Linked DNA regions of Mus musculus: region 1 is linked to region 2. Evidence: chromatin contacts called from ENCODE Hi-C or POLR2A ChIA-PET data. All regions are on one chromosome and are shown on one strand. Each heading gives the region's core, a stretch centred on a gene start or an enhancer-like site at or near the end of the contact. The rest is flanking DNA. Distances are from core to core; before and after follow the strand shown.

The links. Hi-C counts contacts between places; a loop is a spot of excess contacts on that map. ChIA-PET counts read pairs that join two places held with the same protein, here RNA polymerase II (POLR2A).
Region 1: a loop to region 2 is called in a map of heart, with 2.1 times the contacts of the local background. The contact joins two enhancer-like sites. A Hi-C loop is called at or near these places in 1 of 37 maps with a recorded cell type or tissue (heart). POLR2A ChIA-PET finds 5 or more read pairs at or near these places in 2 of 5 experiments (Patski and embryonic stem cell).

Annotation. Positions count from the first base shown.
Region 1 is chr16:24,479,366-24,485,537 of GRCm38, forward strand. All of the region lies in intron 3 of Lpp (LIM domain containing preferred translocation partner in lipoma), which reads left to right. Among named protein-coding and RNA genes, the nearest start is that of Gm24440, 76 kb to the left of the region's middle. Within about 2 kb of position 4,499, at least 2 of the 3 ENCODE cell types and tissues checked have a DNase peak (open chromatin) inside an H3K27ac peak, as active enhancers do; they include heart, where a contact is called at or near this core.
Region 2 is chr16:24,429,902-24,436,177 of GRCm38, forward strand. The region is part of intron 1 of Lpp (LIM domain containing preferred translocation partner in lipoma); the gene reads left to right. Among named protein-coding and RNA genes, the nearest start is that of Gm24440, 27 kb to the left of the region's middle. Within about 2 kb of position 4,939, at least 2 of the 3 ENCODE cell types and tissues checked have a DNase peak (open chromatin) inside an H3K27ac peak, as active enhancers do; they include heart, where a contact is called at or near this core.

The sequences.
Region 1 (6,172 bases), core at 3,249-5,748, 49 kb after region 2:
TCTTCTTAAGAAATTAAACTTGGCACATGATGCATTCCAGAACTACAAAAGAAAGGTGAGAGCCAGAACAAGCAAAGCTGCCCTTATATGGACACAAAGAAGCATAGTTTACAGAGTGCTAGATGTTGCCAGTGTAGCCTGGAACTACCTGATGTCTCTGAGACAGGGCCACCTGTACCCTCTGGACCACTCTGTTTGCATCTCTCGGTCATCGTTTTAGCTCCCGATAACCCCTTTAAATCAGCAAAACAGGGTTTTAGAGGGTTTAGAGGGTTTAACTGACTTGAGGTAACCAGATGCCCAAGGCAGCCCGTGATTAGCTCAATGCACTATTCACAAGTCTCTGGGGGCAAGAGTTTCATTCATTGGCTTGCTAGTGTCATTGCTGGTGTTGTGCCTGTGTGTCAGATTCTGTACAAGTTGAGTTAGTTTTCAGAGTCATTGTATAGTGAAGGACGACTGAGGCAGAATTGGAGGCACTAACATCTCATGTCCATCAGGCACAAGGTATAGAAATCCTTCACTGCCCCTCCTTAGGTTAGCTGAAAGATATGGTCTGTCTAACACCACTCCCAAAGCACGGCTGTCTTCCAGCATGCTGATCTCTTAAGCATACATACAGGGATACCTGGTATTTAGACCTCTGAAGATGTTAAATATACTATATTGTTTGTCACTGTGGGGTTTCCCTCCTCTGTGCCATCATGGCTATCTCAGATAGATCATTATACCATACTTACTCATGATGCTTCCAAAACAAAGTGGAAGCTACTGGCAGCCTTGCCTGTTCCATGTAAGGATGTTGTAAAATGTTAGAGTGATCTTATAAGCACTGCTCCTGCTGCAGTGTCTCACTGCCTTGCAAGCTTCTTGGTTGGTTCAGTAAGAGGTTATGAATCAAGTCAAAGGTAGTAGACCTTTAGTCGTCTGAGCTCACCTACTGTGTGAGTTGTCTGAACTCAACTACTGTGTGAGTTGTCTGAGCTCACCCACTGTGTGAATTGTCTTGAGCTCAACTACTGTGTGAGTTGTCTGAGCTCACCCACTGTGTGAGTTGTATGAGCTCACCCACTGTGTGAGTTGTCTGAGCTCACCCACTGTGTGAGTTGTATGAGCTCACCCACTGTGTGAGTTGTCTGAGCTCACCCACTGTGTGAGTTGTCTTGAGCTCACCTACTGTGTGAGTTGTCTGAGCTTACCTACTGTGTGAGTTGTCTGAGCTCACCTACTGTGTGAATTGTCTTGAGCTCAACTACTTTGTGAGTTGTCTGAGCTCACCTACTGTGTGAGTTGTCTTGAGCTCACCTACTGTGTGAGTTGTCTGAGCTCACCTACTGTGTGAGTTTATCCTGGGAAAGTACTAAAGAAGAAACTAAATATTGCATTTTGCCAGAAACTAAATATTGCATTTTGCTGTGCCTGCTAGACACTTGCACACTCTACCTGGCACTCAGTATACATACGCCCTCCATTATAGATGGAGGCGTAGAGACCTACGGCTGTTCTGCAGGTCCCAGAGCTGAGGCTCATTCCTGTGCAGATAGCCTTGGAGTATGTTCATTCCCATACAGCTGCTGCCCACCACGTGTCAGATGATTATGCAGTCTCTAAGCTTCTCATGGGTCTGGGCAAGCAAGATCTATCCAGGGCTTGAAAGTCTCCTGAAGATTTTTCTGACCTCTCCCATCCCTCCCTACTACACACTCTATATGCAGACCTTTCTGCATGCATATTGTAATGGTTGCACATTTGTCTCTCTTGTTAGATATTTGGCTGCAGTGTCTAGTTGGGTGTAGGGGCCTGATACCTATGCCTTGAAGATTCTGCTGTCTCTTCCATGCTGTATTTGCTGCTTTTCCATGTGGGCCCTAAACGCCCATAAATCTTAGAGTTAGAGAACCCAGTTCAAGAGCATCCTGATATGGCTTCTGCTTTAATATTTAAGCGAAATCTGCCCTTTGTTTTAGCTCTAAATTTCACTGTTTGGAGGGGAAAGCTACCATGCGCACCTTGTTAGTATTTTGGTCCATTGAGTTTGTGTGTTGTAATCATTGTGTGTATGATCAGAGATGATAACACCATTGTGACTGAACAGGAACATAAAAACGTTCAATGTGAGCAGATAAGTATTTCAGAGTTGCTGTTGATGTCTAGATGTGTTCTTCCCAATGTAGGTGAGCAATTTGGATTCAGTGTGGAGTGAGAAATCATTTTAAAGTGTTTTGTACTCTTTAATTAATCAATTGAAATATTAACATAAAATTATGAGTAAAATGTTACAATGATGGTTGTGCAAGCTATTTTATGGATAAAACATCTCATTAACAATAGATGTAGTTAAACAATTAAAGAAATTGGTGGTTCATATATATTTAGAGTAACTAAATTTCAGTTAATCTGGGAAGAACAGTATATCCTTTTGAAGCCATCAAGTGATTATGAAATATGAATCGAATGGCAATATTTTCATGAGCTTAGATTGTATTATAATTATAATGGTTATAGGACTGCTTGATGAATTCATGTGTAACATTAAACAGAATGACCATTAAGAAATATTTTAAATTTTAATTATTTCACTTTACCTCAGGCCATAAATCTTTTAAGAAAAAGTCTACTTAAGAATTTCACATGTAGTAATTGAAGGGACGGAGTTGCTCTATCCCTCAGAACTCTAATCAGGAAACTTTCTGTTATTCTTAGAGGAGTTCAGATGAGGACATTTGGTGATGGACTTTAGGCATGGCTTTGGCTGAATACTGTAAATACATTAAGCCATTTGGTGATGGATCAATCCTTGTGGCAATAGATCTTTATTTGTCTAGGGAGGTGCCAGTGCCACTGGGGAAGGTCCTCAGCGTCCTTGGACCAGTTTACCTATAAATGGCTTCCATATCCACTACCTTCTCATCCTCTTGCCTGTTTCAGATGTGTGTGTGTACACACGTATGTACATATATGACCTATACATTGTTTGTCTCCTGCATGTACTTCTAGTCTTTGTTTTCAGCAGATAATCTTGTCATGGAACACAATTTGTAGAGCATTTTATATCCTCATGTTAATTTATTTGCTGCATAATCACTGTGATGTTAACATCATAGCTAATCTTGGATATACTGGAAAAAAACATGTTAGACATACACTGTAATTTTCCACTTTGCAGATGTGGAAACTGAGGCTTGGAGAGGTTGAGAGGACCCTTGGAATAGGAGAGTGTATTTATTTGCTGTTTGCTTAGCTCACTGCAAAATCAATGTGTTAATTACCCACTGCAGTTCTCCAACACCAAGGGCTGGAGACTCAGCTTGTTCACCTCTCCCTCTGCCGTCATGAGTAGAATATGACAAGGTTAGCCCTGGGCCCCCTTTGCAAGAAGAGACCCTTGATTGGTGTTTTCAAGGGTCTGCCGAGAGGTCCAGCCAGTCCCGACCTTGTCATTACAAGAAGCTCATTCTTGAAGCAAAGCCAGGGAAACAGATGTTGCAAGAGAGCGGGCTTTTCTGGAATATTCCTGTGATCCCCGTGCTCAGTGGTCAGTGCTTCCACCTAGCCATCACGCTCTCCCATGGCTGCATGGTAAAATCACCTGGGAGCTTTGGATTCATAACCATGGTTAGGTTTCCCCTTTTAGGTTGGTACTGGAATGGGCTGGGTTGAGGCCCTGGGTCTTAGCTTTCTTCTGCCTGTCTCCTTAGGGAGGAGAACACCTGCTTCTTGTTTTCATTCCTTTTTTTGATGTTTTGAAACCAGCAACCAGTCAATATCACAATGTTACTTACTGAGAGTTTATTTACTGAGCCCTTTTCAGGTGTCCAAGGCAGTGGAGAGGATGGTATAAGAACGGCATGAGTGTACGTTGAATCGAGTGGGCCATCCAGACTGTATCAGTGAGAGCCACCTGAAGACAGAGCAGTGGCCTTTGTCATCTTCCCTTCTTCACTACTTACCTCCACACCAGATTGGCAACCCTGGCCGGATGTCATTTCCAGTCATGAAGTGTCATTCCCCACAGTTGTACTCCGGAGCATACCATGTCTTGTTTACAGTGACTGGGATATTTGTTTGTAGTGTCTCCCTTTTGCTTCCTGCACCAACTTGAATTTACAAAAGATCCACTTCAGTTGTCATGCTCCCTAGGCGCATCCAGTGCATACAGTGACAGTCTGCCTTTCTGCTGTGGAAATACCCAAAGTCCGTCGCCTGTCACTGTGTGTTCTCTCCAAAATTAAGGTCATTCTTCATTGCCCCTGGGTGCCAGCCAGCTGAGCTGTACCCTGGCCTTGGATCTGTCCCATCCCGACTTGTTCCGGTACCTCCTGGTGGTGGAACACTCACTGTCCTGAAGCCACCTGTCATTTTCCCAGCGAGAAATAATCTTCCCTTCACTAGAGCCACACACTGCTCCGAGGGGGAACATTTAGGACTCATCACATTGTACCTCGAGCGTCTGCCACTGTCCACTTCAGGAGGGTGGGGTAGCCTCTGCTTACTTCTGGCACCTTCTGCCGTGCCAGGAACATGGGACTCATTCCAGCATGGATTCCATGAGTAACTGGATCACTTTTAGTCCATCGCAGCAGTTGTACAGAGTTAGCCTCCTGAGCTCTTGGAAGCTCCGGCGAGCATGTGCAAAAGGTCTACTGTGAGGAAGCAAAATCCAGTGACCTAGTTACAGCCTGTTCCCTGCACTCGTGCCTCTGAGGCAGCCCCAGCTTCAGCTTGAAGAGAGATGCTGTCTCTTCAAGGTGCTGGTTGTTGGCATATCTTCCTATGGGGCCACCACCTTCTTCTTTTCTTTTAAATATGATAACAATGAAATGTCATGTAGAAAATCCAATAATTGCTGACTAGAAATCAAAAAGAAAACAAAACTCACCGTGAGCACTTCTAGTTAGAGCTATGAAGCCTGCGCTTGTTTGATCGATGTAGCATTGTAGGGGTATCCTGTGCTGGTGTGTGTCAGTAATAACTGGTAGAGATGGTCGCTGGTTCTATAGGTAGACTGTTTTCATTCTCAGCACAAAAACTGAGCTACAACACATACTGTCACCATTGCTCTGGTGCCAAAGTGGATTTCGTGGTGGCATAGTGATTAAATATCTAGTATTTCAAAGGGCTTGGGTGTCCTTTTTGTGCCTGAGCTGTGCCCCAGCAGCAGCTATATGAAGAAAGCTACAGAACAATGAAATCAACGCGACTGGAGTTCAACACACCGTTTCTGTAGCATTTGGTGTGTAACCTTATGACGGGCAGGGTGTGGCCGACAGTGGGTGCTGGGAAGGCATGCTCTACCCTCTTTTTCTGTTTGGGATCCTAAGAGATTCCAAGGGCTTTTGTTCCTTTGAGGGAAGGTTCTGGAAGACTACAGCTGTCCCTATATTATCCTCATTTATAGTAATGGATCTTAGCTGAGCCAAGCTACAAATGGCAGGAGAGATTTCAAAGAGCATTGCCTAGTGGGGCTGCAGCTCAGTGGCAGAGCCTCTTTAGACCTTGGAGTCAATTCCAAGCACCGGAAAAGAAGAGAAAGAAAGGATACCGCCTTCCAGTGTGCCATGTTTAGCCTAGAGGTGTCTGGGATGGACAGTAAGACTTGGAGCATAGATGCCCTGCCACACCCTGAGGGCAAACGTGTGCTTTTTCCTCTGGAGTCTTTTGTTTTCTTCTAGTTTGCATTTTATTTTGTTCTCTTTTATTTCTAGATGGTCTTATCACTTGAATGATTTCTAAGCACTATAGTGAATTTGAAGCAGGGCAGGAAAATACAAAGTAGAAAATAAAATTTACCCCTGAATACATTCTGCTTTAATGATCGTTGTTAAATTTTTGGAAAAAAGTTTTCTAGCACCCTCGCCCCCCCCCCATTCCTTCCTACTCTCTCTCTTCCCCAGTGTGTCTAAATGTGCACGTGTGCACGTGCTCACATGTATGGCTATGTTTACAGTTTATTTATGTGAGGCATAAATAACCACAGTTTTCAATGCCATGAACTTTTTTACTAAAATGATATGTCTTGTACATTGTTTTTCTTTAAAAACAAAAGATAATTTTGCGTATGACTGTTTTGCTTCCATGTTTGCCTGTGTGCTGCTGTGTATTTGGTGCCTGCAGAAGCCAGAAGAGGGCGCTAGATCCCCTGAAATTGTAGTTACAGATGGTTGTGAGCTGT
Region 2 (6,276 bases), core at 3,689-6,188:
AGCTTTGAAAGGTGGTGAGGATAGGGTCGAGGGTCCATGTCAGGAGGTGAGCCGAGTAACTGGGAGAGCCTGGGTCAGACTGGGTATGATGTCACAGTCGTATGCATGAGGCAGTTGGTGAGTACACCTTTTATGCAGGCTTCTGATGTGCCAGGCTGTTGCTGAGCAAGGAAATACAGGAGGCACAGGAGGCACAGCAGGCACGGGAGGCACAGAATCAGCTTAGCATCTGAGAATTGAGCTCTCTGGATGCTGGGAGATGTGCACTCTGTGCCCGAGGGAGCATTCCAACCAAAGTTACTCTGCACTCGCTTTTGTAGATACGTGATCCCCATAGACAGAGATGGTGCTGCTTGTATAGCATACTCTGTGCTGGTTGTCACAAGTCCTGACAAGAGGCACCTTGCTGGTGTGTCTCTGGAGTCTCAAGGGGCTCCTAAGGAAGTGGCTGGCAAAATTTGGGTGGTGTTAGCATACCTGGTAATGACAAGGTAGAAGGCTCTTCTTTTTGTAGTCAATGTATAAGGACATATGTTAATATTTTAGTAGCAAGTGTGGCCATATATGTGTGCCCTGGCTAGCTTCATCCTTGGGTGCTTTCAGTCTCATAGTGTCATCAGTATGATAATTGACGTACCAGTGAGTGAGCGACAGGAAAGGGGGATGATTGTGAAGAGCTTATGGGGTTGATGGATGATACTTGAAGAATAGCAGTTTGGTAAACTTAGGAGGAAAAGAGATCAGGCCAGAAACAAGAGTGGAGCTGTGGCTGGAGGTGAAGCTGTGGCTGGAGGTGGAGCTCAGGTAATTTTGAGTGTGGTAGTATGCACGGTAGAGCATCGATGAAAGCAACAAAGCCATTAATCCTTTCACAGGATACAGCACAGATAGAGCGGCATGGTGCGGTGGCCTTCGTCTTTATTTTAAATACTATCTGTCATACGCCAGGTGTCAGGAAGTTCCCAAGTGTTGTAGCCAGTCTTGCATCCTTTGCTCATCCTGTGGTAGGAGCTCGGAACTCAGCATGCTTGATTGGCTTACACAATGATAGACATAGTGTTTGAGCTCATGCTTGTCTGAGCAAGTCACCTCCTATACCTGCGAGCCTATACCTAATTCCACATTGCCTTTTATCCCATCCGTGTGCGTGTCATCCATGAGAAACAAGTCTTTTCCGTGCACAAAAGCAGTCGTGCTAGTAAGAACTGGAGGTGTCATTACTGTTTTCTACAAAATGGGGTCGAAAGTTCTTGCCTCAAGCACTAGCGATGCTCAGGGAAGAAGGGGGCTTGTGTTTCAGTGCTTGCCAGGGTCTCTGCAAGGCCATTCTCGAGAGTGTGGATGGCTCAGCGTCTGTCCTCTCTGCTCCTGAGACACGGCTTTTATTCTGAGACAGCATCCTGGTGATGGCAGAGGGAAGTGCTGATCACATGTATGGATGGGGAGTCTTTCTGGTTTGTAACTCTTCTTGGCATAGGTCAGTGGTGTGATTCCTGGTGAGGATTTAGCCTCTCCTACAACTTCCTTATAGGGAGAGAATAAAGATCCTGTTCTGTCCACACACCCTCAGTATCTTTTTGCTGTACAGTAGTAGGTGGGGGGCCTGCTACACCCCCACTGTAACAATAAAAACAAGGATTCAAGATCAGCTGAGAGGCAGCATAGCCCTATGACGAACACAGAATCTTGGTCCCCAGCTCTGCCCCTGTCTTGTGCTCTGTCTACTTTTACCTCAGTTTCCCCACATGTAGAGTGGGCATAGTGATAAAGCTAGCTGCTTCACAGGGTTGTGGGGAAGGTGGAATCAACTAGTATTTCTGAAGTGTGTAGGAAAGTGCCGTATACTGAATACTGTGTATGTGTTAAACAACAGAGTTTCATGGCTCTACCTTCTACAGCAAAGACAGGTGTGTGTGTGTGTGTGTGTGTGTGTGTGTGTGTGTGTGTGTGTGTGTTGGCTCATTTGTGTCCACTACCCTATGTTATCAGGCCTTAAGAGCTTTGTGGTCAAGACTTGCTGGTGATTCACTTGGGTCAGTACAAATAGCATGCCAGTCAACTTAGTTTTGCCTCTGTCATGTGACTTGGCCTCTGAGAAGTTATCATTTCAGCGTCAGACTTTTTCTGAGCCCCCATACTGCTTCAGTGTGTCATGCTTAGAGTACAGTCAGATGAAAGCAAATGGTGACTTTATGTGCACCCACTATGCACATGCCCATGGATGCCAGGTGAGGGCATTGCATCTCCTGGAGCTGGAGATACAGGCAGTTGTGAACTGTCTTGTGGGTACTGGGAACTGAAGCAGGGTCCTTTGCAAGAGTAGGAAGCACTCTATGATACATATTTAGTTAGGGAAATACTTCTTCTTTTCATCATGGGAATGCCTCTGTATTTTTACATGAGCTTAGAGTGAGCCTATGTGACATGCTCAGTGGAGTGGAATTTTAGGATGGCTTCTTTATAGTAAGGAAAGTTGAGACTCACTGAGAAGTAAAGTCTGAGACCTGTGTGAACAACAGCTCCTCTGACTAGTTGGTGACAGCATGTTTTACCACCTCTCTGTTTCCCCAAAAAGATTGACAACATTTGTGACTTTTAAAAGAAGAAGAAGGGATGGAAATTATGCTGCTAATGTTAACATTAAGCTATATCAATGCCTTATTCTTAATATAGCCTAAGACTCATACCTAAAATGTACTTGATTGAGGGAAGAAACCTGGTGAAAATTTCCTAAATTTCTCAATGAAATGACAACGTAGCTCATGCATTTGATTTTTTATTCATCCATCTAGATGTACTTCTTCATGTTTTTAAAGATGCACTGTGTGGCAGGCACCATACTGAGCCCCGATTCATCCATGCTAGATCAGAATGACATATGGTAGGGGAGAACTCAAAATGTGGATACCTCAAATTGACATGTACATGTAAAATTCTCATCGGATTTCAAAAGCTTAGTATCCAAAAGATATAAAATATCTTTTATTTTTTATTTTATTTATTTATTTATTTATTTATTTATTTATTTTCGAGACAGGGTTTCTCTGTGTAACCCTGGCTGTCCTGGAATTCACTTTGTAGACCAGGCTGGCCTCTAATTCAGAAATCTGCCTGCCTCTGCCTCCCAAGTGCTGGGATTAAAGGTATACGTAAATAAATTTTGTTTTTGTTACTTTGAAATGGTATTTGGGTGTGTTGTAATAAATGGAATACACTAATAAAATTAATTTCTGTTACTTTTCAAAAATGTGACTGGCCAGGAAGTACACAAGATGATCTGTGGTACACACTGTGCCCTGAGGTCAAGGGTAGTCTAAAGAGTCAGGGAGGAGACATGGAGTCTTTGTGGGATGCTGGTCTCTGAGCTCCTCTTTATTTATCTTTACACATGTGTCTATGTTCTTCTTTCTTTTTGTCCGAACCTGTTTCAGTCTGGAGAGAGGTGCTCCACTCCACTGTGTGATGCCAACTCTAGTACTTGCCAGCATAGTTTCTCCTGGCCTTTGTATTATTCTCTCTCTCAGTCTGATGTCCTTAGCTTTTCTTCCAGATTTCCATGCTGGCTTCTGCCCTTCTCACATGCCAGAGGGGTAGGGGCTCCAGAACTTTGTCTTGGGTTGTCTTTGAATCTGTGTTCCTGCCGGGTGCGTGAGGTTTTCTGGTTTGGAACTCGTGAGCTGGAGGCCCACGTATGAATGACGTCACTGCCTCTTGGACATTGCACTTGGAAGTCTTTAAAGAGACTCAGTATGTCACTGTCACTGTGGGAAGCAAGTCACTGCTAGCGGAACACAAGGGGTGGGGGGAGGGGTGGGGGCATGGGATGCAGGATGCCCTGTCTTCAGCTTGTATTGTCAGCTATGGTGGCAGCCACTCCACAACCCTCCCTTCCTGTCGTCCTTTAGGGCCCCTCCCGAGCTCAGCCTTTCTCTTAGCATTCTCAGCTGGCCTTCTTTCCTGGTCCTGCCCTTTTTGATTGTGTTCTCTGTTCCTCACGAGTGGAATTATAGACTCAGGAACATGTTCTGGCCTACCTCTATTTTTCAAAGTCTCTAATTTCTTCACCCAGAGTAAAATTCCAAATGTTTTGCATCTATTAAAGGGGAGAGTCAGCAGGTGGTAGCCGTGTCTTCAGGCATGTACCTGGATTCTCTGTCACCTTCTATGGCTTGACACTTGCATTTTCTCCTCTGAAACATTGCCCCCGTCGCCTGCTCATTCCCTTTGGGACTACGGTCCCCTGTGACCTTTGACCTTACTTATCTCTGCTTCCTCCTTTTTGGGCCTCTGTTGAACTTCACTGCTTTTCCTGGAGGGGAAGGGACATTCTTCTCATTTCTGTATCTTTAGTCATTTGTGCCTGACTAAGTGCTCTAGAGTAAGGGGTGCGGGTGTGGTGGGGTGGAATTTACTCAGGTAGCAGTGTGAATGGGGAGGGTCCTAGAAGAGGTGGTCCTTGCTCGGCTGGGGTGACAGGGTGCAGAGGAGATTCTAGCGGTCTTCTAGTCTACTGTGCTGTGTGCTGTAGGGTACAGAGGTACTGCAGAGGCCTGTCTTTCTGTCAACACTGTCCTTTTTGTAGAAAGCTAAGGATAGTCACCTCAGGGGTCTATTTGGGCAAGTGCCCGCTCTTTGCCTGTGAGCTGGGTTATACAACTCAGGAAGCTTTCTCAGCACACAGCTGGCATTGCAAGCAGCCTTCTCAGTCCTTGCTGTGAGCTGCCTCGGAGGGAAGAAAGCCGAAATGGCTGCTTGCATTTGTCTTTAGTTCTCCTGTGGAGTTGCGCTTTTGGATAGCAGCGAGGTGAACTCAGCAGCCAGAGACAGGAAAGAGCCTAGTGAGTCATTGCAGTCCCTAATGAGGTGCATGAGGGACCCCTTCCTGAGAGTGAGGGTCAGGTGAGGTCGTGCTTTGCCTGGGGTGAGTTTTGCCTTGGGGCTCCGGTTGGCACTGGAACAGAGCTGAGCTAATTTTACCCACAGGAGCTGACTGTGCTGAAAAGCAGGGTTTCTGACATTGGCCTTATCATCTTGCTATGCCCAGAGGTACAGCCCTGGTGTGTCTGGACTGCTTTCCCCTGTTCAAGTGAGATACATTTCCCATTAAATGTGCTTGTGGGGGAGCATGGGAAGTGCATTGGCTTCGGTACAATGCTGGAGAGATGGGCTGGGATCCTGACTCTTTACCTTGTACACCAGGCACCAGGGTTTACAGTTGAATGAGTCTCGGATTGCTCATGCACCGACATACTTGGTGACATGACTAAGTGGTGGCTACTTCGTTTGTATTGGTTCTGTGAGGAAAGTGTCATTTCTGTCCCTGTTCTGCATATAAAGAGACATTCACAGAGAGCTCAGGCCACCAGCGAGACCTGACAGAGCTGGGAATTGAATCTGTGCCAGAGATTCCAGGGTGTACACTCCTAGCCACTGGAGCTTGCAGTCTTGATGCGCTAGGTAGGAGTTTTTGCTTATTTTTTAGCCAGGATTGAGTGTTTCTGACCTGCGTGTCATGTCTGAGGCCTTGAGCTCCATGCTGAGCAGGCAGGCAGTGGAGCTGTGTTGGGGATGAGGTCACACTAGCAAGGAGGAAGTGCTGGGTAGTCAATAGCTGCAGAGATGGCTGCAGTTTCTGGGTAGCTCTCAGTTCATCCTCACAAGCCCTTCAGCAGTTAGCCTTCCTAATCATGCTCAGCCAGCCCTCTTACAGATGAGAGCACAGAGGCCCGCAGAGGCCATAGTCCTCAGTGGACTCACTAGGCAGATGTAGAGTTGAGCAAGGCTCTTGGTCTGTGTCTGTTTATCTTCAATTCCCCCATTAACTCTGCTGTGTCCCCTAGTTGTAGTAACAGATAGAACCTGTACCTTGTTTCCAACCACGCAGTGGAGCCATTTCCATACAAGATCGTCTATGGACTTCATCAGTGTAGGAAGAAATGGTCTGAGCAGGGATGGGTGAAGCTGAAAGAATAGTCAGGGCTGCAAACTTAGGGCATATAACAATCACATATGCTCATGAGTTTTCTGGGTCAAGAATTTAGGCAGGACAAAGAAGGAGGAAGAAATCTGCCTACATGGCCAGAGCTTTTGTTTTACAAGGCCTGTGGTCTTGGCTGGAGGAATTAAAGGTTGGGCACTAGAGACACGCAATGCTGACAGTCACAGGTCAGGATGGCTGGATATGTTCTCCAGGATAGATTTTCTTCGCAGCATGCACTTAGTTTGATGGCCTTAAAAGGAAGGTTGAAGGAAGGAGGAAAGGGACAGGGATATGGG